Regions from separate parts of the Homo sapiens genome. Here regions 1 and 2 are each linked to region 3. The links are chromatin loops, found by intact Hi-C in ENCODE. Cell type or tissue: K562. All regions are shown on one strand. Links, peaks and the distances in the headings refer to the core of each region. The heading gives the core; the rest is flanking DNA.

Evidence for each region. Peaks named below come from ENCODE experiments on the same cell type or tissue, not always from the same donor. Only the 100,000 strongest peaks of a DNase experiment are listed, where the experiment ranks them.
Region 1: it touches region 3 in a loop (5-fold over the local background); 50 of 110 quality-filtered maps call a loop at or near these places.
Region 2: a loop joins it to region 3, with 5 times the contacts of the local background. A loop is called at or near these places in 9 of 110 quality-filtered maps.

The regions. Positions count from the first base shown.
Region 1 is chr10:75,226,192-75,231,927 of GRCh38, reverse strand. It overlaps VDAC2 (voltage dependent anion channel 2), which reads right to left. Exons shown (of 10, transcript NM_001391963.1): 9 at 2,227-2,284; 10 at 480-1,030. The coding sequence ends at 939. Among named protein-coding and RNA genes, the nearest start is that of COMTD1, 6.9 kb to the left of the region's middle. RefSeq lists an enhancer at 4,948-5,701. In K562, for the core only: a CTCF peak has its summit at 1,169 (motif pointing right); a DNase peak (open chromatin) is centred at 1,177.
Region 2 is chr10:74,734,161-74,745,159 of GRCh38, reverse strand. It overlaps the pseudogene FAM32CP. Among named protein-coding and RNA genes, the nearest start is that of KAT6B, 87 kb to the left of the region's middle. RefSeq lists an enhancer at 5,750-5,839. In K562, for the core only: CTCF peaks have their summits at 6,088 and 6,871 (motif pointing right); a DNase peak (open chromatin) is centred at 6,059.
Region 3 is chr10:74,260,760-74,271,668 of GRCh38, reverse strand. The region is part of intron 3 of ADK (adenosine kinase); the gene reads right to left. Among named protein-coding and RNA genes, the nearest start is that of ADK, 110 kb to the right of the region's middle. In K562, for the core only: a CTCF peak has its summit at 5,480 (motif pointing left); a DNase peak (open chromatin) is centred at 5,468.

The DNA of each region.
Region 1 (5,736 bases), core at 1-2,500, 960 kb before region 3:
CAGCCTAAAGGGGTTGTCTCTGGTCTCCTACCTATACCCACCTTTCAGTGTGTCTGCCTAGAAGGAAATGAGTAATGACCTCTCACAGTCCCTCAGGTTACCCTCACTGTCTACACCTTACTCCTCTTCTGTATGCTTAACACCATCTCACCAAACCAGGGCCTACTTTATGTTCCTAGCAGTAGCTCACAGGGGTATGGTGTGTTTGTGTAACTTTTCAGCACCTTCTCTTTTTCCTTTCAATGATGCAGGGCAATTCTGCACAGACTTACAAACTGTGCATGTAAAAGTGTAAAAGCATGTATCCTCTTATTGTAGTCTTAAAAAGCTCGTGGAATCTAGGGACACAGAAGATTCTGTGGCACAGATTTAGGTACAGAGCAAAATACTCACTGGAAAAATCAAGTATTGGCTAGCTACCACGGGGATTTGATCCTAGCTGGCAAACGTGGAACTCCGCAAATACTTGGAGCCATTAATTATGTATACTTGTTTTATTCATAATTTGTCATGTTCTGGGATACCAAAAGTAATAATGGCTGAACTTAACAAAATTTGTAACCTCATCTTAATATCCACTGATCCATCTCATTCAATGGTAACAGTCAATGTTTTCTAAAGGAACATAAAAACAAACATGCACACAATTGCACAGTTTTCATAAAGGTCTATTTCATTATTGGTGGGTAGCGCATTTAACAGTTAAATACATTTAAATAATGTATAGGTGACTGCAGGACTGCAGCATTGGTAACTAGATAACCAACTAGAAACCAGCTAACAAAGAACTGTCTAAATACTTAAAATACAGCTCTTGTTGAGATCATCCTTTGTTTTGATCATCTTCTTGGGGGAAAAAAGCCTGCTGCTGGTCACAATGGAAATATATTAAGGCCAAATCTTCTGATATCCATTCCCAAAGGTTTCTTTCAGCTGGATTAAGCCTCCAACTCCAGGGCGAGCCCAACCTTGTGGCCTCCAGCATTAATGCTCTTCCCATCTACCAGAGCAGAGAGTGTAAGCTTCACACCTATTAAGACAAAAAAACACAAAAACAAAAAACCGTGATGTACCTGGCACGTCACTCAGTCTGGGCCTTCTTTCACAGTCATCCCCAGAGCCTGCCTGTCACTTCCTCAGCCTGTCAGCTGACCTACTAGTGCTGGCCACCAGAGGGCGCTTGGAAGTATCTGAGACACCAGAAGAACTGGGTTACCATTCTAGCTAAGGCACCAAGTCACAGAGAAATGTTTTAATAACAACTTCAAAGTGTTCTAGAATATACTATAATGTTGAGTATACTATCCCGATGAAAAGAGACTAAAGACATAATCATAATTCGATCCTAGAAAGGAAAACCTACAATAAAGACACATTTGGGAACGGGGGTAAATCTGAATATGTATTTGGTATTACATTAATGTTAGTTTTCTTAGATGCGACAATGGTATTGTGCTTATAAAGAAAAATGTCTTACTCTTAGGATACACATGCTAGGGGCTGCCATGTCTGTATGTCTGCAAAACATACATTTTTTTAAAAGTATGTGAAGTTTCAGACATAAAATAAATGTAGTAAATGTTAATAATTGTTAATAAATTGTTAATAATTGGTCAATGCAAGGTAAGGACATATGATGTTCATTGTACCATTCTTCCAACTTTTCTTTAGGTTTCAAAATCACCAAAATAAACTTTGGGGAGGAAAATCCCTATCTGAAGGGGGAAGTCTCCAGTACTTTAAGCAGATTCCAAGATGAGTCATGTGCACTCTGAAGTTGGAGAAGCGCTGTTCTAGACACAGCACGCTTCAAAATATTATATAAAGTCAACAAGACTATAGGCAGAACCAAAGCAATGAGTGAACTTTGATCAACAAAATAAAAATTACTACAAAACATTTCAGATACAAGCGAGGAAACTGACAGGAAGTGGGTATTAAATAATAAGGAATCACTAACTTTCTTAGGTGTGATAGTATTATAGTTATGCAGAAAAGAAGAGACGGGCCTTATTCTGAAGAGAAGTGTCATGACCAAATGGCCCAGCAAAAAAAAAAAAAGCAAAGAAAAAGAAATAAAAAATTGTGGTAAAAGGTAAACACGTATTTATTGTACTCTTCTTTCAACTCTTCTGTGTGCTTGAAAGGTCTGAAAAGTAAGCTGAAGAATGAAAACTAAATTTTTTAATACTATCAAAACAATCCTACTTTATCAAGAATACTTACCAGGCCTCAGAGTCTGAGTATAGCCTACTCCAATTAAGCTAGAGTTGTTGACTTTTGCCTAAAATAAAATACAAAAACAACTGTAAGAAAAATATTTCAATAGAGACAAAGCCCCTACATGTTTCCCCATCATGTAATCATGAAGTGTTCAGTTTTATTCACGTGAGACAATAAAATTCAATATTATGTATTAAGCCAAACAAACCAGGTACTATTTAATTCGTATCCATTCAACTCAAAAATCAAATTCTCAGTAGGACACAATACTCTTGATAGCCACTGGAATGTATCCAAAGACCCCAAACTGTCCATACAGCACAAAAGCCTAAGCACTCTCATAAAAATCATCTTTGTTAATTCTAGTCTAGCACAACAAACCAGACCAAAATGTGGTACAAGTCAGGCTCACTAGAGGTGACACACAGCAGCCTTAAAGCACAGGGTATAAAGTTTAAATTCATGACTTAGTTACACACATTACTACTTCCAGGACTCTTCCTAAAGAATCAAAACCATGAATGTTTAAAAAAAAAAAAAAAATCTCCAAACGACAAGTAATTCCTCTGAAGAATCAGATCAAACAATCCTTTATCCTCACATTCTTACACCTCTCATAAATGCCGGTGCTGCTGAGTTCTGGCTGTATGTAACCACTGCGTTTGGGAGGAGGTCCCAGTGAGGTATCATGTACCAATCCAGGCCCCTGCCTTCCTTGCACAATCCCAACATTTTAGGACTTAGTTACCGACTTCAAGGGCTGGAATGAACCCTGAAGAGTAAGACATAGTAAAGAGTAGATTCTTTCTAGCTCCATTCTCTACCACCCCTAACATTATGAAGACACACCAGAGGCCAGGAACACCTGCCTTCATTTCCAGGGCCTAGGTTGCCTAGACATGCAACTTTGCTTTGCTTTCAGCATTCTGAGGGCTACAATATAAAGGTAACAAACAGACTATGTGACCAAAACAGATCTCCAAATGATTCGATGTCTATACTCTTATAATGTGTAACATCCAAAGAGCCCAATCCAGAGAAAGAAATGATGTAACTATACAGACACAAACCACATCCAAAACACCTGTATTCACTTGGCACTACAGCCAAATATTCATGAGCTACCAATGACCATCTAAAGAAAAAAACAGGCCTGGCGCAGTGGCTGACACCAGTAATCCCTGCACTTTGGGAGGCCAAGGCGGGAGGACCACTTGAGCCCAGGAATTCAACAGCCTGGGCAACACGGTGAGACCCCTGTCTGTCTGTACAAAATTTTCCTAGCTTGGTATGATGGTGCACACCTACCCAACTACCAGGGAAGTGGGGGGTGAGTGGAAGGATCTCAAGCCCAGGTGGCTGAGGGCACAGTGAGCTGTGATTGCACCAGTGAACTACAGCCTAGGCAACAAAGCTCAAAAAAAAAAAAAGAAAGAAAAATACCTCACTAATGACCATCTTGTACCCTACAAATAAGAGCCTCAGACAGCTGGATAGACATTCCTATTATTGGCCAGGCGCAGTGGCTCACGCCTGTAATCCCAGCACTTTGGGAGGCCGAGGCAGGCGGACCACAAGGTCAGGAAATCGAGACCATCCTGGCTAACACGGTGAAACCCCGTCTCTACTAAAAATACAAAAAATTAGCCGGGCGTGGTGGTGGGCACCTATAGTCCCAGCTACTCGGGAGGCTAAGGCAGGAGAAAGGCGTGAACCCGGGAGGCGGAGGTTGCAGTGAGTGGAGATCTTGCCACTGCACTCCAGCCTGGGCTACTGAGCGAGACTCCGCCTCAAAAAAAAAAAAAAGAAAGAAAGAAAGAAATTCCCATTATTGGCCGGGCTGGGTGGCTCATGCCTGTAATCCCAGCACTTTGGGAGGATCACAAGGTCAGGAGTTCAAGACCAGCCTGGCCAAGATGGTGAAACCCCGTCTCTACTAAAACTACAAAAATTAGCCAGGCACGGTGGCAGGCGCCTGTAATCCCAGCTACTCGGGGTGCTAAGGCAGGAGAATCACTTGAATCCGGGTGGCAGAGGTTGCAGTGAGCAGAGCAGAGATCGCACCACTGCACTCCAGCCAGGGTAACAAAGTGAGACTCTGTCTCCAAAAAAAAAAAAAAAAAAAAATTCCTATTATTTAACAGTAAGAGTTAAACCATGAAACTGTGATAAGGAGTAGAAAAAATAAACTCAGTTTCTCCCTCTATACTCTCATAAGGCCTAGGGAGAATTTCCCACACATCAAGCAAACGATTCTGCAGCAGACTCCAGCTAGATGTTCTCTAATTCAATTCTGATACTATCTACCTGGAGAGAGAGCATCGGATCACACAGGTTCAGGGCTCAGTTTCATAAAACTGCCCCGCCCTCATTTTCAATGCTAACTGAAAGCTCCAGGTTCTTTTGCCTCTGCTTCTTACAGACTGGTTATAAACTGGGGTTCCCACAACCCCCTGGGGTTCAAGTAATTTCCTAGGGTGGCACACAGAACTCAGGGACTAACACATTTACCAGTTATATAGGATATTTTAAAGGATATAAATGAACAGCCAGATGAAAAGATACTTATATATCTTTTCCTTTATAGGTGAGGTCTTGAAGGGTCCCAAGCACAGGAGCTTCCATCCCTGTGGAGCTGGGGTGCCCCACCCTCCCATGACATGAATGTATTATTGTTTACCTTCCTGAAGGCCCCCTGGACTCAGTCCTTTGGGTTTTTACAGAGACTTCATTACAAAGGAGACTTCATTACAAAGGCACGATTAATTAAATCACTGGCCACTGGCTCAACCTTTAGCTACTATGCCCTCCCCAAGGCAGAAGGTTTGTTCCCTAGCAACCAGCACCCCCTACCATGTGGCCATCTAGGGACTATCCAAAAATCACCTCATTAACATAAGTTCAGATGTGGTTGAAAGAGGCCTGTTAAAAATAACAACATAGCCCAGGGCGCAGTGGCTCGTTCCTGTTACCCCGGCACTTTGGGAGCCAAGGCAAGTGGATCACCTGAGGTCAGGGGTTGGAGACCCACCTGGCCAACACGGTGAAACCTCATTTCTACTAAAAATACAAAAATTAGTCGGGCTTGGTGGCAGGCACCTCCAAACCCAGCTACTAAGTAGGCTGAGGCACGAGAACTGCTTGAACCCGAGAGGCGGAGGTTGAGGTTGCAGTGAGCAGAGATGGTGCCACTGTACTCCATCCAGCCTGGATGACAGTGAGATTTCATTAAAAAAAAAAAAAAAAAAAAAAACCCACAAAAGACTGTCTTTCACTTTTATGCTCTGGAGCTGTTTCAGGAACCGAGGACAAATGGCCAAATATCTCAACAAAATACACTCTTACGGCTCTAGTCACTTGGGAAATTGCAAGGGTTATAGAAGCTGTGAGCCAGGAACTTGACAAAAACCAAAATATATACACCATAGTATCATAGGCCACCCCCTGGTTTCAAACAGGGATCCCTTACAGCAAAAAGGTCCATATATCTGTCAAGGATGTTTACACTTGTTG
Region 2 (10,999 bases), core at 5,040-7,539, 470 kb before region 3:
TAAGTAAAAAAAAAATCAGCAGATACATGTAATAAAAAACATAAAAATTAAAAAATATATTTTAAGGGCCAGGTGCTGTGGCTCATGCCTGTAATTCCAGAGCTTTGGGAGGCCAAAGCAGGGTGATCGCATGAGGCCAGGAGTTTGAGATCAGCCTGGCTAACATAGCAAGGCCTTATCTCTACAAAAAAAATTAAAAAATTGGCCGGGGATGGTAGTACACACCTATACTCTCATCTACTTAGGAGGCTGAAGCAAGAGAATTGCTTGAGCCCAGGAGCTTGGGCCTGCACTCCAGCCTGGGCAACATATTGAGATTCTGCCTCTCTCTCTCTCTATATATATTTTCAGGAATTCTATGATGCACATCCTTGGACGTAAATCTCCACATATGTTGCTTGATCTTTTCTCCAGAAAAAATTCTGCTACCTACCGAACTGCAGGCTAGTGACCTGGGGGCCTACAAGCAGGTCCAGAAGGGACCCCTGAAGCCGAAAGGCATCACAGAGCTTGGAGTGACCAAGCAGAAGAAGAAAAAGAAGCACAAAGACAAGGCACAACTCAGGAAGAGATGGGAACAAGCAAAAAGAATGAGGAGAAGTGGTGCGGCCTGTTCAAGCTGACCCTAGCCCAGGAGAAAGTGCAGGAGAAGCGACACATGGAAAGGATCCTGAAGAAAGCATCCCAGACCCACAGGCAGAGAGAGGAGGACTTCAGCAGACACCTGGACGCACACACGGAGCATCGCGACACCCCCAAAGTCAGCTGGACCCAGTAACCACCCACTGCCGGGACAGAGCAGCATCCAGGGGAAGCAAAGGCCAAGTCGGGTTGCGTCTGTTTCCTCTGGTGTATTCTAGAAACTTTGCTTTACACACACCCCTACATCTTCTGCTACAAAGTGCTTTTCAAAGCCATGCACCCCATTCTGGAACTTCATTAAAGTAAGCCTGTCCTTTTACTCAGTTTAGGTTTCTTGGTAACACCTAGAAGATATATCCTTTTGGTTTGGATGGAAAGTTTCTAAAAGTTTATCCAGAGGTACAGCCCGTTTCTGCGTCCGGGCCATGTAAAAATATTTTACCTGCTAGTGGCATCTATAATAACGCTCTGAGGCCAACCAGCTGTCTTTGCTTGGATGAGACGGACCCCAGAGGATTGGAGCTAATGCCAGCGTGGCCTGCAGTGTGCAGACCCCCACGAGGCCTAGCGTGTGCACCCTTCGAAACTCCATCCAGCTTGGAGCTTATGCTGTTCCCTGCAGGCCCCGGGGAAGCCACTTGCAACTTTGCGGGCTTGACTTCCTCCTCAGCCACCTGGCCGGTGGGACGGCACAGCCTGGGTAGCAGAACAACTACCTAAGGCAAGGATGGGCTACACACCTTGTCCCTTTCTGAGCCCATTCCCTCCAAACCCCACACCCTTCCAGGTACCTCTAACGGGTATTGTCATGGCAGGCATTGCTCATGGATCACAGCATTCTTTGTAATGGAAGCCGGACACAGACTGTCTCTCAACCCTCAGCCCCAGGCAGCCTCTTGTATTTACTCAGAGTTGGTACATCACATGGAGCCTGTTTGGCATTCCCGCCCTAAGGACACCTCAGGGTGACAGGACCAGGGCAGAGCCCCAGCACAGGCATGGGTGCGGTCACCTGGGAGGCCCAGGTGGCAGTGCTAGAGGGCTAGGATCTTTGAGGGCCTGTGTGTCCTGGATGAGGCTGCATATGCTATTGGGAGAAACAGTCTCTGTTGACATAGACATTGAAAGAATAACAAAGACGGAAGAGAGAAACCAAGTGTGGAATTTGGGATTGTCCTATGTGAACTACAGAATAAAGCAAAAACCAGTTATTGAAAAAAAGAAAAAAGAAACAATTCTACACACAGTATTTCCAGGTCATATTTTTAAAGCCTTGACTGTCTTCTACATATATGAAGTCTTTGTTTACAGTGCTTATGTTATCATTATTTAAATTGTTGATAATCTGACCAGGCACAGTGGCTCTCGCCTGTAATCCCAGCACTTAGGGAGGCAGAGGCAGGAGGCTAGTTTGAGTCCAGGAATTTGAGACCTACCTGGGCAACATGGTGAGACCCCAATTCTCCACAAAAAGGAAAAAAAAAAAAAAAGACACACAAAAAAGTAAATTGTTGGTAACCCAGGAGATATTAAAAGGTATTTATTTTTTTTCTACTTTATCTGCATTTCTGTGTTTATTATTGAAAGTAAACCTTTCAGCAGGGTGTGGTGGCTCATGCCTATAATCCCAGAACTTTGGGAGGCTGAGGTGGGTGGAACATTTAGGTCAGGAGTTCAAGACCAGCCTGGCAAACATGGTGAAACCCCGTCTCTACCAAAAATACAAAAATTAGCCGGGTGTGGTGGCACACGGTGTAATCTACTTGGGCGGCTGAGGCAGGAGAATTGCTTGAGCCTGGGAGGCAGAGGTTGCAGCGAGCCAAGATGGAGCCACTGTACTCTAGTCTGGGCAACAGAGTGAGACCCTGTCTCAGAAAAAAAAAAAAAAAAAAGAAACATTTCTTTTTTATTCATATTCTTCTTTTGTGAATTGCCTTTTTTCCATTTTCCAAATGGAATGTATGCCTTTTTCCTTCTGCTTTGCAAGGGTGTTTTCTAAATTAAGGATATTAGGCCAGGCGTGGTGGCTCACACCTATAATCCCACAATTTTGGGAGGCCAAGATAGGTGGATCACCGGAGGTCAGGAGTTCAAAACCAGCCTGGCCAACATGGGGAAACCCAGTCTCTACTAAAAATACAAAAATTAGCCAGGCGTGGTGGTGCATGCCTGTAATCCCGGCTACTCGGGAGGCCGAGGCAGGAGAATCGCTTGAACCTTGGAGGCAGAAGTTGCAGTGAGCCGAGATGGTGCCACTGCACTCCAGCCTGGGCGACAGGAACAAAACTCCGACTCAAAAAAATAAAAAATAAAATAAAATTAAGGCTATTAATATTTTGTCAATCTTTTACGCTGCCAACATCTTGTCCCTGTTTGTGGTTTGCCTTGTTATTTTTTAAAAAATCAAATTTAAGTTTTAAATTTTTATGTAGGCAAATCTATGCATCTCTTATATTTTTCTTTAGGTATTATGCTTTGAAAAATCTTTACCACTCAAGATTATAGAAACACTTTCTATATTTTCTCATTATTCTGTTTATAGTATTTAAAAAAATAACTGATCTATTTGGAACTTTACCTTGATGATTGGCATGCAGTGGGGACTCCAGCTTAATTTTCCCCAACAGAAACCAATATTCCAGCATGATTTGCTTGCATAATATTTCCCTTCTCTGATTTTAAATGCTAACTTTATCATATGCAAAATACTGGTGTATATGTGAGTCTGTTTCCAGGTTTTAAATTTTATTTTACTGATCTGTCTATTCTATGCCAAATCTGTTTTAATTACTGTGGTTTTATGACAGATTTTAATAATTATGCAAAATCCCCTCATATTTCTTTTCTTCTGCAACAATTTACTGACTCGTCTCTCCCAAAATCTCTTTGAGATTTTAATGGACACTGCATTTCATTTATTAATTAGTTTGAAAAGAACTGACATCTTTTATTATTGCCTTTTCTCACACAGGTATGTGACATGTTGCGCATTTATTTATCTTCTGTTATGTACCTTGGCAAACTTTTGCTCTATTCTTCATTCAGATCTTATATACATTTTTAAAAGTTTATTCTTGGGTGAAATATGTGTGTGTGCATATACACACATATACATGCGTGTGCATGCATGTATATGTGCATGTACATATGTATATACACACATATGCACACATGTATGTGCATATGCATATATACACATACATACACGTATGCATGCACACATGTGTATATACACATATGTATGCATATACACATGTATATGTATTTATGTATATATGCATACATATATACACATATACACATATATACATGTATACATAGATGTATATGTATGGAATATGTATGATGTGTGTATACATACATAACACACAAACACGTGTATATTTGCTATAATTTGTACTTGCATCAGATCTTTTTCTTCTTATTTTATTTTCGAACTGCTTATTAATAGTAATATTCAGTCACTCAACAAATACTTATATGCTACTGTGTGCCAGGCACTGTGCCAGACACAAGGACCATACTAGTGTACAAAACAGACACGGTCTATATATACTATTGATCATTTCTAAAATATTGATCATCCTTGCATTTCTGGAACAGGTTCTGCTTGGGTATGAAATATTATTTTAGTATATTGTACTAATGAATTAAATTTGCTAGTATTCCATTTAGGATGTGTGTTTATAAATTCCATATAAATAGCCTAAGTGAGACTAAGCTGTCTGGCTTGAGGTGTGTGTGTGTGTGTGTGTGTGTGTGTTTGCGCACGTGTGCATGTATCTGGTTTTGGTGGAAGGGTTATGTTAGCTTGTGAAGTAAACTGGAAACTTTCCGTTATTTCTCTATTTTATGTAGCATTGGAATTGTTTCATTCTTACTCCTTAACAATCACATTAAATTATAATGTTCAAACTAGAAGACTCGAACTGAGAAAAGGCCCCAGTTGTCCTACATCTCAAACCTTTGAAAGAATTTATGGAAATGGGATAGAATGGAGGTTTACACAACAAGACACCAGATGACAAGACATGACTTTCTTGTTTTGGTCCTGTCCCCTCAAAGGGGACCAGCGGCCTTGTATGTTCACTTCTTGAAAGGACTGACTTTTTTCCCAGGGAGGAAAAGTGTGCCCTCATCTTCCAGCTGTTTGATACTCCTGGCGAGTGCAGGACTGGACTGATGCTGCGAGGCAGGGGATAACGGATTGGCTTTGTACAAGGTAGGTAGAAAACTCCAGTGACAGCAAGCTGAGGGCAAAACACAGCACCATTACTGTTCCCGTCTCACAGAACCTGCAGATAGCCGACACAAATAAGAGCTCCATATCTCCCACTTGTCTTCAGCCTTTGTGTCTTTCTGAATTTCTATAACTATAGCTGAATCTGTCAGGCCAGTTCCATGTCCACGGCAGAGTGCAACATCAGGGCCAACATGTGAGCCCCAAAGTCCTGATTCTGTGATCTAATATAATACCTCCCATCATGTTTTTATTTATATCCCTAAATGTGTCTTCCAATTTTTTTTTTTTCAAGACCAGTTCTCACTCTGTCGCCCAGGCTGGAGTGCAGTGGTGCAATCTTGGCTCACTGCGACCTCTGCCTCTGGGGTTCAACCAATCCTCCTGCCTCAGCCCCCAGAGTAGCTGAGGTTACAGGTGTACACCACCACGCCTGGCTAATTTTTGTATTTTTTGCAGAGACGGGGTTTAGCCATGTTGGCCAGGCTGGTCTTGAACCTCTGGGCTCAAGTGATCTGTCTCCCTCAGCCTTCCAAAGTGCTGGAATTACAGATGTGAGCCACCGTGCCCAGCCCCAACTTTAAAATTTAAGAATCATTCCTCTTACTTATCTGAGAACCTTTTAAGTACATGGGGTCTCTACTTGCAAGCAGCTCATATATTAGTTTTCTATTGCTGTGTAACAGATTGCCACAAACTTAGTAGCTTAAAACAGCACCCATTTATTATCTCACAGTTCTACACGCACAAACGATTTTTATAAATAGAGACAGGTTGCCCAGGCTGGTTTCAAACTCCTGACCTCAAGTTACTCCCCCGCTTTGTCCTCCCAAAATGTGGGGGTTACAGACGTGAGCCACCGCGCCTGGCCTCTCACAGTTCTGTAGTCAGAAGTCTGGTGGGTGGGCTTGGCAAGGTACTGTCCTTAGGGTCTCTAAATGCTGAAATCAAGGTGGCAGCAGGGCTTTGTTACTTCCTGGAGGCTCTGGGAAGGAAACTGCTAACAAGCTTATTCAGGCTGTTGGTCAAATTCAGCTCCTTGTGGTGCTAGGGCTGAGGTCCCGTTTCCTTTCTGTTGGCCTTGAGCCTCTTGAGGTTTCCTGTGCGCCTGGTCACGTTGCCCCTTCACCTTCAAAGCCAGCAAAGGCTCACTAACTCCTTCTCAAGCGTTGAATCTCTCTGACTTCTGCCTTATCTCTCCTGCCTCCTGCAGGAGAAAGTTCTCTGCTTTTAAAGGCTCACATGATTAGACTGGGCTCACTGGATCACCCAGAATAATCTCTGTATTTTAAGAACTGTCACCTTAATTACATCTGCAATGGCCCTTTTGCATGTTACATAATGTACTTACAGGTTGCAGGGATTGGGACATGGATCTTTGTGGGACCATTATGCCTGTCAGAGCTTTTATCTCTTTGTTTTCCATATAGAATATTTTAGGATAATTTTTTTCCCTTTATGTTTTTATTTTATTTTTGAGACAGGATTTCCCTCTGTCACCCATCTGGAGTGCAGTGGTGCAATCACGGCTCACTGCAACCTCTTCCTTATCACGGCTCACTGCAACCTCTTCCTTCCAAGCTCAAGAGACCCTCCCACCTCAGCCTCCCAAGGAGCTAGGACTAATACAGGCACATGCCACCACGCCTGGCTAATTTTTGTATTTTTTGTAGAGATGGGGTCTCCCTATGTTGCCCAGGCTAGTCTTGAATTCCTGGGCTCAAGCAATCCTCCAGCCAAAGTGTTGGGATTACTGGCATGAGCCAACTTGCCTGGCCAATTTTTTCCATTTAAGAGGAAATAGAAGACAGCTCCATCCTTTTGGAAAAAATGAACTGCCAGACACCATCAGGCCCCAAATTCACACAGCCATCATGCATTCAGCCTCTAACCATAAGTCCTTGATTCTGGCCTCAAACTCAGTAAAATTCATTTGTGCATTTAAGACTTGAGGCAGCCAAATTTTGACACACCATTAGGTGGCACTTGATTAGAAAGCTTGCTTCTGTCTGAACTTTCTCAAGGCAGCAATCCGACAAGAGGGCAAGGAAACTCTGAGGTCAAGGGCAGAGTAGGGCTGAGGTTCTTAGTGATTATGGGGAAGTCCTCACAGGCAAAAACTGTCCAAGACTTGAAAGTAATTTGTACATTCAAGTTGACTTTAGAGAACTTAAATATTACTTAGCAACTGTAAATAGACTATTTAAAAGCTTTTACACATGATATTTTAAGAAAGCATGGCATCAGCTGGGCATGGTGGCTCACACCTGTAATCCCAGAACTTTGGGAGGCTGAGGCGGATCGATTGCCCGAGGTCAGGAGATCGAGACCAGCTTGGCCAACATGGTGAACCCCGTCTCTACTAAACATACAAAAAATTAGCTGGGCATGGTGGCAGGTGCGTGTAATCCCAGCTACTAGGGAGGCTGAGGCAGGACAATTGCTTGAACCCGGAAGGCAGAGGTTGCAGTTAGCTGAGATCTCTAGCCTGGGCAACAAGAGCGAAACTCCGTCTCAAAAAAAAAAAAAAAAAAAAAAGCATGGCATCAAAAAAATCACTGTGTGTGTGTGTGTGTGTGTGTGTGTGTGTGTGTGTGTGTGTGTGTATTTTTTTTTTTTTTTTTTTGAGACAGAGTCTTGATCTGTTGCCCAGTCTGGAGGGTACTGGTGCAATCACAGCTCACTGCAGCCTCAACCTCCTGGGCTCAGGTGATCCTCCCACTTCAGCCTCCTGAGTAGCTGGGACTACAGGCGCATGCCACCACATCTGGCTAATTTTTGTATTTTTTGTAGAGACAGTGTTTCACCATGTTGCCTGGGCTGGTCTTGAACTCCTGGGCTCAAGCAATTCACCTGTCTCGGCCTCCCACAGTGCTGTGATTACAGGTGTGAGCCACCATGCCTGGCCACCACATTTGTCCTATGTTTAAAATGAGCAAATATTCAGGCCGGACATGGTGGCTCATGCCTGTAATCCCAGCACTTTGGGAGGCTGAAGCGGGTGGATCATCTGAGGTCAGAAGTTCGAGACCAGCCTGACCAACATGGAGAAACCCCATCTCTACTAAAAATGCAAAAGTAGCCTGGTGTGGTGGCACATGCCTGTAATCCCAGCTACTCAGGAGACTGAGGCAGGAGAATTGCTTGAACCCAGGAGACGGAGGTTGCAGTGAGCCGAGATTGCACCATTTCACTCTAGCCTGGGTGACAGAGTGAGACTCCGTCTCAAAAAAAAAAAAGGCTATTATGGAGATTCATGCACGAGTTTATTTCTGAGTATGCACATATGTTTTTATTTCTTCTGAGCCGATATGGAAAGGTGGAATTTCTGGGTTAGATGGCAACTCCACATTTAGCTTTCTGAGGAACCGCTCAACTGTTTGCCAAAGTGGCTGCACCATTTTACATGATCAACACATACGTAATTTTAAAAATGGCTTCATTAACATGTGATTGACATACAATAAAATGCACATATATTAAGTGTATGATTTGGTAAGTTTTGGCTTATGAATACACTCATAAAACCATCACCACAATCACTTCAAAGTCATCTATCACTCCAAAAATTTTCCTTGTACCCCTCTGAAATTCATTCTTCCCATATCTCATGATACAATTGTGAGACCTGAATTTGAGTATTTGTTGTTACTGTTGTTGTTTTGCATAGGAAAACAATTGTACCAGCACCATTTGGATAGTCCTATGCAAAATGACAACAACAGCAAATACTTAAACTCAGGTCTCACAATCTGTATCATGTCTATCTCATATACAAAAAATTGTCTCCAAATGGACCATCTCTCCCCACTCCATCATTCCATTATTTCCAAGTAATCACTGTTCTTTCTGTCATTATGGTTTAGTATGCATTTTCTAAAGTTTTAAATAAATGCAATCCTATAGTATTTTTTTTGGTCTAGCTGTGTGTTTCCTCTTTGTCTGGCTTTTTCCACTGAGTGTAATTATTTTAAGATTCACCTAAGATGTTGACTGTCTCAATAATCCATTCCTTTTTATTGATGGGTAATATTCCATTGAATGTATATACCACAATTTGCTTACTCATTCCCCTGTTGGTGGACATTTGGGTTGTTTCCAATCTAGGGCTATTCCAAATGAAGCTGCTATGAACGCTCATGCACAAGTCTTTTGCAGACATATATTTCATTTTTCTTGGGTAAATATCTGAGTGGAATGTTTCTGTTACGTGATAGCTATATTAATATTAAGCATTTAAGAAACTTCCAAACTGCTTTTGAAATGGCTGTGCCATTATATATCCTCACCCGCAGTGAATGGGAATTCTAATTCCTTCACATCCTCACCAATACTTCGTACGGCCAGTCTCTTTTTTTTTTTTTTTTTTTTTGAGACGGAGCTTCGCTCTTGTTGCCCAGGCTGGATTGCAATGGCATGATCTCGGCTCACTGCAACCTCTGCCTCCCGGGTTCAAGAGATTCTCCTGCCTCAGCCTCCCAAGTAGCTGGGATTACAGGCGCCTGCCACCATGCTCGACTAATTTTTGTATTTTTAGTAGCAACGGGGTTTCACCATGATGGCCAGGCTATTCTCGAACTCCTGGCCTCAAGTGATCTGCCACCTCAGCCTCCCAAAGTGCTGGGATTACAAGCATGAGCCACTGCACCCAGCCCAGTATTTTTAATTCTATTGATTCTAATAGGTGTGAAGAGGTACCTCTCTGTGGGTTTAATTTGCACTTCATGAGGTCAAGTGTCTTTTCATGTACTTATTTGGTGAAATATGTGTTCAAATCTTTGCCTATTTATAAAATTGGATTTTTTTAAACTTTGGTTTTGAGAGTTTTTTAAAAATATGTATATAACAATACATATGTTATCTATATAAAATATACTTATATATAAAACAAAATATATGTTATATATATAAAAATATACTTATATATAAAACAAAATATATGTTATATATAAAACTATATACATGTATGTGTATATATATGTATATACATATTTTTGAGACAGAGTCTCTCTCTGTTGCCCAGGCTGTAGTGTAGTGGTGCGATCTCAGCTCACTGCAAACTCCACCTCCCAGGTTCAAGCAATTCTCCTGCCTAAGCCTCCTGAGTAGCTGGGATTACCGGCGTGCCACTATGCCGGCTAATTTTTTGTATTTTTAGAAGAGACAGGGTCTCACCATGTTGGCCAGGCTGGTCTTGAACTCCTGACCTCAAGTGACCTACCCACCTTGGCCTCCCAAAGTGCTGGGTGTTATACATTATTGATAGAAGTCTTTTATCAAATATGAGCTTTGCAAAAATATTCTCCTATTCTGTGGCTTACCTTTTCATATTCTTAATAGTTTCTTTTGAATAGCAGAGATTTTCAATTTTTATGAAGTCCAAAATATCAATTTGTCCTTTTTAGGATTGTGTTTTGGTATCATATCTAAATTTTTTTTTGCCTAATGGACGACCAAAATTTTCTCCAGTTTTTGTTTCTGTAGTTTTTTAGTTTTAGATTTTTAACAATCAATTGCCACATAATTAAAATTTCAGAAACCCATAGATTTATGATCAATTGTTTTTTTTCAACCAGGGTGCCAAGAAATAGCCTTTTCAACAAATAATGATGAAAAATTGGATATTCACATATGAAAGGAATGTGGACCTCTAACTCACACCATACACAAAAACTAACTCAAAATTACTTATAGATCTAAATTTAAGAGCTAAAACTATAAAACACGTAGAAGAAAATGCAGAATATTTGTGACTTTGGGCTAGGCAATGGTTTCTTAGATATAACAAAAGCACAAATAACAAAAGAAAAAAAAATCTATAGCTAAGTTAGAAACTTTTGTGCTACAGATGATACCATCAAAAAACTGAAAAGACAACTTACAGAATTGGAGAAAACATCTGCAGATCATATGAAGGAATTGCATCTAGAACATACAAAAATACAATTCAACAATTAAAAGACAAAAAAACCCCAATTTAAAAATGAGCAAAGGATTTGAAAGTACATCTGAAGAAGTTATATAAATGGTGAATAACACATGAAATGATGCTCAACACCATTAGTCATTAGGGAAATGCAAATCATAACCACAATGAATTACCACTTCGTATCCACT
Region 3 (10,909 bases), core at 4,522-7,021:
ACCAAACACCGCATGTTCTCACTCATAGATGGGAATTGAACAATGAGAACACATGGACACAGGAAGGGGAACATCACACTCTGGGGACTGTTGTGGGGTGGGGGGAGGGGGGAGGGATAGTCATTAGGAGATATACTAATGCTAAATGATGAGTTAATGGGTGCAGCACACCAGCATGGCACATGTATACATGTGTAACTAACCCGCACATTGTGCACATGTACCCTAAAACTTAAAGTATAATAATAATAAGAAAAAACAACAACAACAACAAAAATATATATATACCTGAATATAAATGTAAAGTAGACATACTTTTAATCCCTAAGCATAAAAATGTAAATAAGTTAAATGCTTAATCAACAAGGTTAGAGCAAAAATTCCAACATTAGAACTGACAATTATTGCCAAATATTAATCAAGGTCTGTCCTATCTCCAAGTTTCAGCTGAATAACTGTCAATTTGGGGGTATCAAAAACCCCCACAACTTGATACTAAGGTGAATATATGTTATACTAAGAAAAATTCTCAATACAGAAGCCTCTGTTTATAAGTAGGTTAAGTTTTATTTGTTCTTTAATCTAAAGTGACCATCCCTATATATATTCCTGCCAAATAGAAGACTACATTACCGCTATATGCATTCTATTAAGACATTTTTCTCCAAAATATTCCAGTTTTGTCTACACTAAAAATTGGTTGTGAGAAATAATTCCTCTCTTCTTAATGATCTATGTACAAATGCCGTAAAAAACTTTTTAGCAGCTATGGAATCCAAATTGCTGCCTTGCCACTTACTTGGACATTATCTGGATTTAAAGGGCCTTAAGCCTACAGAACTATCTGGCTATGAAAAGTCTGATCAGCAGGACCTATAATGTTTTAGCCTTTAAATTCTCAAACTCTTAGTCTTTTAATAAAAGATCAATAGACATCTAATATTGATGCCCAGACTCTACTGTAAATTCAAAAGCATTTCTACCAATGTCTCCTACTGTACTTACGTTCAATTGCTAAGGCCAGCAGTTCTCAAAGCATAGTCTAAGGACTACAAGGGTCCCACAAAATCTTTTCAGGGAACCAACAAGGTTAAAACTATTTGCTTTGCTGGGTGCAGTGGCTCACACCTGTAATCCTAGCTCTTTGGGAGGCCGAGGTGGAACAATGGCTTGAGACCAGGAGTTCTGGATCAGTTCAATATATTACAACAGATGGCAGGCAGAAGCAGATGAAAATCCAGCTGTCTTCTACTAAGTCAGACATTAAAGAGATTTGCAAAAAGCAATACCATTCTTTTAACTATTTTTTTCTGGTTTAGAAAATATCATTATTTTCCAGAAAAATGTGTTTATGCTAGCAAATACTGGGTTTATTACAGTTATCTTTAAATGTATTGAATATTTTCAACCGTTTCCATTTTAATTTCTAATATTGTAATTATCAATAGATATAACCCACTAAGCAATAGCACTTTGGGGCATAGGCACATTACTTTTCACATGTTTAATCACTTGCTTTATTCTTCAAAATAACTCCTATTGTTGAACAAACCAATTCTTCACCATTTAGTTTATTTAAAACTTTCTCTGCTTTTAATTACCATCGGACTAATATCTCTCCCTATTAACATGTCACATTCTTATCACTTTTATTTATTTATTTATTTTTTTGAAATGAAGTCTGGCTGTGTTGCCCAGGCTGGAGTGGAGTGGCATGACCTTGGCTCACTGCAATTTCCACCTCCTGGGTTCAAGCGATTCTCCTGCCTCAGCCTCCCGAGTAGCTGGGACTACTGGCACGTGCCACCACGCCCAGCTAATTTTTTGTATTTTTAGTAGACACAGGGTTTCCCCATGTTGGCCAGGCTGGTCTTGAACTCCTGAGCTCAAGTGATCCACCTGCCTTAGCCTCCCAAAGTGCTGGGATTACAAAAGATATACTTGAACTCCTGAGCTCAAGTGATCTGCCTGCCTTGGCCTCCCAAAGTGCTGGGATTACAGTGAGCCACCATACCTGGCACATTCTTATCACTTTTACACCTATATAACACAATATTCTTAAAAATAAATAGCAACTAAAGCACAAATACAACAAACATAGTACAGAATAATAAACACAATAACCAACCATAAAATGACCAGCCAGGTCAGTATACACTATTTTTGGTCTCATGTGGTTTGTGTCTATAAAATATGGTGAAAATTAGTAAAAATAAGTTCTTTATATGTTACACTGATACTTCTCAAATCTGAATAAAAGACACCAGTATAAAGCTGCTTGTAGCTAACCAGAGTTAAATATGCCATAAGTCAAATAATGATGTATCACTATATTATAAGGAAATGATTAGTTCTATTCCATCACTATCAAGAGTTTCATATGTATTGTTAGTTATTGGAAATGTAGGTTACTAAATCTCTAGTGTTCAAACAGTTTAAAAACAATTAAGGAGGCTCTTTTCTTGAGACTACACACGCATTAACCCAAATAGATTATAAGAGTGTTATAGTTGGTGGGGAAAAAAATTATGATAAATACAAGCAATATTTTCTAATAAAGATGAATGTTAATAGAAAAATTAATGTTACATTTAAATATAATTTGAATATTGTGTACAACAATGAAGCACTTTAATTAAAAAACAAGTTTAAGCCATACTTAATCATTCATCTTTCTCCCTTGCTGCCAACTTCCTTTTATTCTTCAAACACATGAAGCAGTTGATATTATTTCCCCAAACAATAAAACCATTTATCATAATTTCACTACACTTACTGCTACTCCTTAAAGATAATTTATATTTCCCCACATAGATTAATTGTAAAAATCTTACAGAAGCTAAATCTGCACATTAAGTACTAGGATAAAAATACTGGCAAGTCATGAATTGGACAATATCTACCAACTGTCATTTTCAGCACTGAAAGCGGTAATCAATAAATCAAACTGATAATCTGAAAATTGATCATTCTACAACATCTGTGATACTTACAGATTATAGGCTAATTTAAAACATATAGCAAAGACTGATAAAATCCAAACATGTCTGGGTAATAACCATGCTTACAAGTGGACTAACATTTCTGTAATATCTAATATATGCCAGGCACTAGGCTAGGTATTTCACACACATTATCTTATTTTATCATCACCATAACTATATCAATAGTTGTATCAACAATTTTGCCAGTGAGGAAATGGACTCTGAGAAGTCACACAACTAATAAGTAGCACAAATGAGATTAAAGTAAAAACAAATTCTAGTGAAATAAAATCAATAGTGTAAGAACAGCTTAGCCAAAAAAAAAAAAAAGTTTTTCATGTGTTGGGGGGTGTTGCTGTTTCTTAAAGATATGGTGACTTGCTCTGTTGCTTAGGCTGGAGTGCAGTGGCGCAATCGAGCTGCAGCCTCGAACTCCTGGGCTCAAGCAATCCTCCTGCCTCAGTCTCCTGGGTAGCTAGAACTACAGGTTCATGCCACTATCTCTGGCTAACTTTTAAATATTTTGTAGAAATGGGATCTCATTATGCTGCCCAGAGCGGTCTCAAACTCCTGGCTTCAAGTGAACCTCCCACCACAGCCTCCCAAAGTGCTGGGATTACAGGTGTGAGCCACCATACCTGGCAAAGAAAAACAGCTTTAAGATGACTTCCTTAAAGAAATAAGTGCAATTTTACAACCATTCTTTATTTCCCTAATAAGATCCAAATTTTCTTTGGGGAATCATCCCTTCAACACTCTTAATCCATAAATTTCCAGCAGTGTTAACTCTATCTCCAGTTGCAGAGTAGATATGGAACCCAAACAAGCCAAAGAGGCCTAATATGACATAATCCTACACCTGTTTTTAGAGCCACTAAAACAGACAGACAGACACACACACACACACACACACACACACACACACACACAAATAAGGATATAAGCCAATAGCTGATGGCAGTACCCTACCTCTAGAAGATGAGGTGAAGAGGGTCCAAATAAAATTATTTGAACCTCTGCATCAAGCTTCACCTAAAATCAGCCATACCAACATCTTTTTAGATATGTGATCCAATAATTTCCATTTACTTAAGCCAGTATGAGTTAGGGTTTCTGTCACCTGCACGATACACATATCAACAAAAATTTAATGGTGTAACTCATCTCCAGAAATCAAATAATGCACTTAATTATTCCCAATCTGGAATCTTAAAAAAAAATGTAACAGGAATCAAGGAATCATCTTCAATACAGTCATTCCTCAGTATCTTTGAGGGATCCAGGACCCAACTTGGATACCAAAATGCACACATACTAAAGTACCACAGTTGGCCCTGTTGAACCCATAGATCCAAAAAGTTGGCCCTTCTCTCCATATACACAACTTTCACATTCCTTGAATACTGTATTTTCCATCCATTTTTGCTTGTAGATGCCAAACCAACCCATATAGAGGGCCAACTGTATTTACTGGAAAAAAACTAATATAAGTAGGTGCATGCAGTTCAAACCTGTGCTGTTTGAGGGTCAACTGTATTTGCATATAACCTGCATACATCCTCCCCAAACTTTAAATCATCTCTAGATTACTAACAATATCTAATACAATGGAAATGTATGTAAACTTTTGTCATATTGTTTAGGGAATATTGACAAGGAAAAATGTGTACATGCTCTGTACACAGGCAATTTCTTTTTCCCTAATATTTTCTTTCCACGGTTTAATCCACCAATGTGGAACCCATGGATATGTATTTCAAAAAAATTCAGTGGAATTGTACATTGACCTAGGAAAAGGCCACTAAAGCTTATTAAAACACCAAGTTCCTTCTGATTATATAATTTCAATATGAAAATTTCAATTATCTTTTTTAATATGAATTTTAAATGAAAATACCTTTTTATATACAACCTTTAAAATTAGAAAGAAATGAACTATTACTTTTAAAACACAGTTTATTTGGTGGACAAACTTCTTTACAATGCAAATTCCAGAAAATTTTTCAAAATGATCACTGGAGAAGAAAATATCAAGAACTATAATATACTATGGGTTATACTCAATAAGACAATTCGCTCATTTACTATACAAGCAGTGCCTTTTTTTTTCTTCTTTTTTTCTTTTTTTTGAAGCAGAGTCCTGCTCTGTCACCCAGGCTGGAGTGCAGTGGCGCGATCTCCGATCACAGCAACCTCTCCTTCCCCGGTTCAAGCAATTCTCTGCCTCAGCCTCCTGAGTAGCTGGGATTACAGGTGCCCGCCACCACGCCAGGCTAATTTTTGTATTTTTAGTAGAGACGGGGTTTCATCATGTTGGCCGGGCTGGTCTTGAATTGCTGACCTCGTGATCCACCCACCTCGGCCTCCCAAGGTGCTGAGATTACAGGCGTGAGCCACTGTGCCCGGCCGCCTTTCGATCTTTCTATTCTGAGGTTACTGAGCCTCCAGAGACTTCAAATAAGCAGTCTAAGACTAATGGCACCACCTAGCGTCCTGTACTGGTCACTATCTGACTCACTGTCTTCTACTTCCTTTTGCTGCTGGACATAGGCTAGTCTTCTTCTATTGCTGTTTTTCTTTAGTAATCCTTCCAAAAGTCATTTATGTCTCATTTATATATACATACACATCAACACATCATCCTTAAGTCTCCTTCTCTCATCCCTCTCTCTGCAATTGTCCCATTACTTTAGGAACAACTATTTAGTATGCCCTTGATCTTTCCCAGGTACTTGGTCCTTAACCTATATTATCATCACAAGCACTTTATAAACCTAATAGAACCTCTACTCACATGCCCTAGATCCCCTAAATCTCAGATAATTGAACAGGTACTGCAAATCTAAAACCAATTTGCCTGATTACTACCCATATGACCCATATACTTTTTTAAAAAAATATTTTCATACAATGGCCAAACTACAAATCCAATTTATAAAAATTGGTGGTAAATGAATCAGTTATATCTCAAAAGAAAACAAATGGCATTAAAAGTGAAAATTAGATTTTAAGTGAGGCTCAATTCACCACTTGAAAGTGTATAGAAGTTCTGACTTTGATAAAGTGATTGTTTTTCACTCTTTTGTAATTAAGTTGCGCTTTTCTCAAATATCATCACAGAAAAAAATGTTATTGTTCACATCTGCTGGTTATAATATCATTTTCTAGGCCAGGCACGGTGGCTCACGCCTGTAATCTCAGCCAGCACTTTTGGAGGCCAAGGCAGGTGGATCACGAGGTCAGGAGATTGAGACCATCTTGGCCAACATGGTGAAACCCCGTCTCTACTAAAATAAAAACAATTAGCTGGGCGTGGTGGTGCGCACCTGTAGTCCTAGCTACTCAGGAGGCTGAAGCAGGGGAATCGCTTGAACCCAGGAAGCAGAGGTTGCAGTGAGCTGAGATTGTACCACTGCACTCCAGCCTGGTGACAGAGCAAGACTCCGTCTCAAAAAAAAAAAAAAATTGTAGTATTTTATATTATAAATTCCAATATTATAGCTTATCATCAGCTAAATCAATTTTGGGAAGAGGGCTTGGACCTAAATTATCACTGTTATTTTCATTTTAAGAAAATTTGGCCAGGTGTGGTTGCTCACAACTGTAATCCCAGCACTTTGGAAAGCCAAGGCAGGAGAATCATTTGATGTTCAAGACCAGTCTACCCAACAAAGCAAGACCCTGTCTCTACAAAAAATAAAGAAAAAAATAGGTACTTTGACAAAAAGGAAAATTCAACTGAAACATTGGTATAGGGACAAATAGACCAATGGAACAGAATTAGAACCCAGAAATTGACCCCCATGCAAACAAAAAACTATTAAGGCAATGAAGTTTTCAGAAAATTATACAAAGATAATTGGTTATCCATATGCAAAAAAACTCAAGTCTCCAACTCTACCTCACACCATACACAAAAATTACATACTACCAGATGAAAGATCTACCTCTGCAAAGCACATATGGGAAACTCTGACCTTAGAGTAGGAAGTAATTTCTTAAATAAGGCATAAGAAGATAAAGCATTTTTAAAAATTGATAATGTGATTACATTTCATTTTAAAACTTGTGTGAGGCAAAAGACACCACAAAATGAAAGACAAGTCACATACTAGGCACAGATATATGGCAAATATAATCAAAGAATTTGTATCCATAAAATACAAAAAAAACTCATGCAAATCAGTAATTTAAAATATCTCAAAAGAAAAAATGAGTAAAGGACATTAAGAGGCAATCACAAGATGAGAACTGTAAAAGGTAAACACATGTATAAGAAAAAAGGCTCAGCCTCACTATATATTTTCAAAATTCAATTAAAACCACAATGAGATACAGTTCACACCTACAAAACAGAAATTAGAATTTCTGTTTATACCAATTCTTAGCAAGACAATTGAGAAAGGGAATGCTCAGATACCACTGGAAAGAACAACTCAGCAACATCTACTGAAGTGCAACATGTGCAAGCCCAGTGACACAACAATTCCACACACAGGTATAAACCCCAAGGAGCACTAGCCTATAAAACTTTTTATGATAATGGAATGATTCCATATCCACAATATCCAATACATTACTCACTAGTTACATGTGGCTATTAAACACTTTAAATGTTGCTAGTGTAACTGAGGAACTGAGTTAATTTTAATTAATTGAAATTTAAACATCCACATATTTAAAATACAGTCCTCAAGAATCTTTCACATATGCATAAACAGATCAGTACAAGAACCTTAAACACAGTAGTGTTTCTAATACTGAAAAACCTGTAATTCCTCAACCAAAGAATAAATTGTGATGTATTCATACAAGTCTATACAGGTGAAAATAAATTACATATAAATTACGTGCATTAACAGGGAAAAATCTAAAAATTCAATGTTACACGAAAAAGCGAGCCGAAGGAGAGGCACTGTAAAATATGTTTTAGAACACGCAAATCAATACTTCATATTGCTTATGAATATATACACATATATTTTAAGCACTAAGAAAAGCATTACAGCTAAAAACAAAACTGGAACACCAGTGAACTTTGAAATAAGACAGAAAATGGGCTGAAGACAGGTATACAGAGAACCCCAGATGTACTTGTAATGTATTCCCCTTTTACCATTTGGGTGGAAGACTCTGCCCACCCAAATCTTCAACAAATCTAAGTGTTGACAGATTGGGTACATGGGTGTTTGTTTTAGTACTGCTAGTTTGTTCTACATAAAGTATTTCATAAGGAAAAACTAAAAGTAAGAAAATTCATGCTACAAACTGTAGAACATCACTAGCAAGTTTGAGAGGTTCCTGTTTATTCTTTAATTTCTCTCCATCTCACACAGCTTACTAACATCCATCACTAAGTACAATGAAATCAAATTTGTGAAGGCCTAAAACACCCAACCGTATTTTCATGATGAAGCATAGCCTGTCACTAAAAATGTTTTCTATTTCCTAGTAAAAGCAGTAAAAAGCAAAGTTTCTCTTTTTCTTATGGCTTTCGACATCAAATTCAATTCCCCTGTGCAGTATATGTGGAAATCAAATATTTGGGGTGGGAGACGAGGCAGGGAGAAAACTTTGCTATTACCTGTGGGATAATTCATGGATTCCTAAACCAGGCCATTTAGCCATGAGGTCAATATAACATATGTTTTAAATAACATTTAATCTACTCTGCTGAACTCTTTAGTAAATGTTTATGTTTTGCAACAATTGAAGAATTCAGAGGATTACATATTAGGTATTTCTGCCACAACAAGACACTCTGTTCTCTCCTAATATAAAAAATCAAAAGCTAGTAAATGTATTCATGAAAACATAAACAAGCAAGCATCACAGTCCATTCAAAGAAAGCCTGTCTCCAAAAGTTTTCTTGAGTTAGTCAATATTACTATTGAAAAGCACAAATACATGTTTTATCAATTACACTCCTACTTATCCCTAGAATTGTAAATCCCATGACAGCAAGTACAGTATCACCTTTGTATTCCCAAAGAGTATCACAACATGACTGAATGAATAAATGAATACATGAATGAAGCTACCTGTTTATTCATCAGTATGAAATGGGTTCTATGTTGGTTTGTTGTGCTTCATGACTAAGACAAAAATAATATGAAAAACTAGAAATAAACATGCTTGATAAAGCCATTCTAACTCAATATTGAGGTATCACACCAGAATCTGAAGTTCAGGTAGGAGAATCTCAAAGCTTCTTCCTCTCCTTGCCTTCCCTGCCCCACCCTCTACCTCTCAGAGAAAGTAATAAGATAAAAGCCATGTATATCTTACAGAAGAACTGGCACAATTATATAAAAGTACATGCAAAAAAGATAATATATGTGAGGAGTTTTTTTGTTTTTTTTTTTTTTTTTGAGATGAAGTCTCACTCTTGTCATCCAGGCTGGAGTGCAATGGCGTGATCACAGCAACCTCTGCCTCCCAGGTTCAAGCGATTCTCCTGCCTGAGCCTCCCACGTGGCTGGGATTTACAGGCACCTGCCACCATACCCAGCTAATTTTTGTACTTTTAGTAGACACAGGGTTTCGCCATGTTGGCCAGGCTGGTCTTGAACTCCTGACCTCAGGTGATCCACACACCTCGGCCTCCCAAAGCACTGGGATTACAGGTGTGAGCCACCACACCCGGCCCATGAGTGTTTTTTGTGGTGGAAAACTTGAAAAATCCAGTGTCTATTAATAGAAAACTGGCTAATAAAAATAACTCATAGCTCTAAAGAAAATAGTAGAGAAGAAATTTCAAAAACCTGCATGAATGGCAGGAAGAACATTTAAGTCTCTGGACTATAAGGGCCCATTACATGCTCAGAACAATGAAAAAAAAAAGCCATAATAAGAAAAATCACATTGAGAAATGCCAGAATACCAGGAGGAAAGAGGAGATTCTAAGAATGTCCAAAGAGAAAAAAATAGGTCACATATAAAGAATCAGCAATCAGTGTGGCATCAAACTTCACATAGGAAACACTGGTTGCTAATGGAGCAAGGCCTTCAAGTTTCTGAGGAATAATTATTTTCAATCTGCATTTCCAGACTTAATTGAAATACCAACCTATGTAAAGGTAGAATAAAGACATTTTAGACCTACATGTATGGAAAAATTTTATTTCTCACATATTCTTTTCTCAGGAAGCTCTGGAGAATGTGCTTGAGCAAAACAAGGGCATAAACTAATAAGACTAAAAACAATCAAAAAGCAAATTGTCCCCCAAAAGAGCAACAAAGGGAAGTCCCAGGATCAGAGCTGAAAAGAGTAAGACAACTCCTTGGTAAAGTAGAATAGAGGGCTGAAGGAGAGAAACTTCCAGGAAAAAAAATTATTGAGTTTCGAACCTATGATAAACAAAGAAAAATTAATGGGAGGTGCTGGAGAGATCTGCTGAAACACTGAGGGGGGAGATTAGCAAATTAGCCAATAGGAAACCAAGCAAATGAATAAACAAGGCTATAAATAATGTGGTGGGAAAGGGGGACCAAATATTTGTTTAAGCAAATGAATGTAATGTGCTATATTACAGCACTCAATACTTACATAGTCACTATAATATAAATAACGATTATAGACTGCTTATAGATTGAACCAAAATTATTATATAACTTTTCAGAACTGGGTGCACAGGTATATAATATGATCTGTATCCCAGGCCCCAATAAAAAGGTCAATAGATAACATCTAAAATTGGTTAATCAGAAAAGCTGAATACACATATTATTTAGGAATAAGCTAGTATCAGAAAGAACAAACTAACAGTATTATAAGTTGCCGCTTCTGGAGAACCCAGGGTAGGATAGGAGACTGTTATATTTTATTGTAAACTTTTGGCACTAATCAGTTTTTATCCACATGTGAGAATTACCTTAACACAAACAAGTTCTTAGCATTATCAACTTCGATGATATTTAAATTA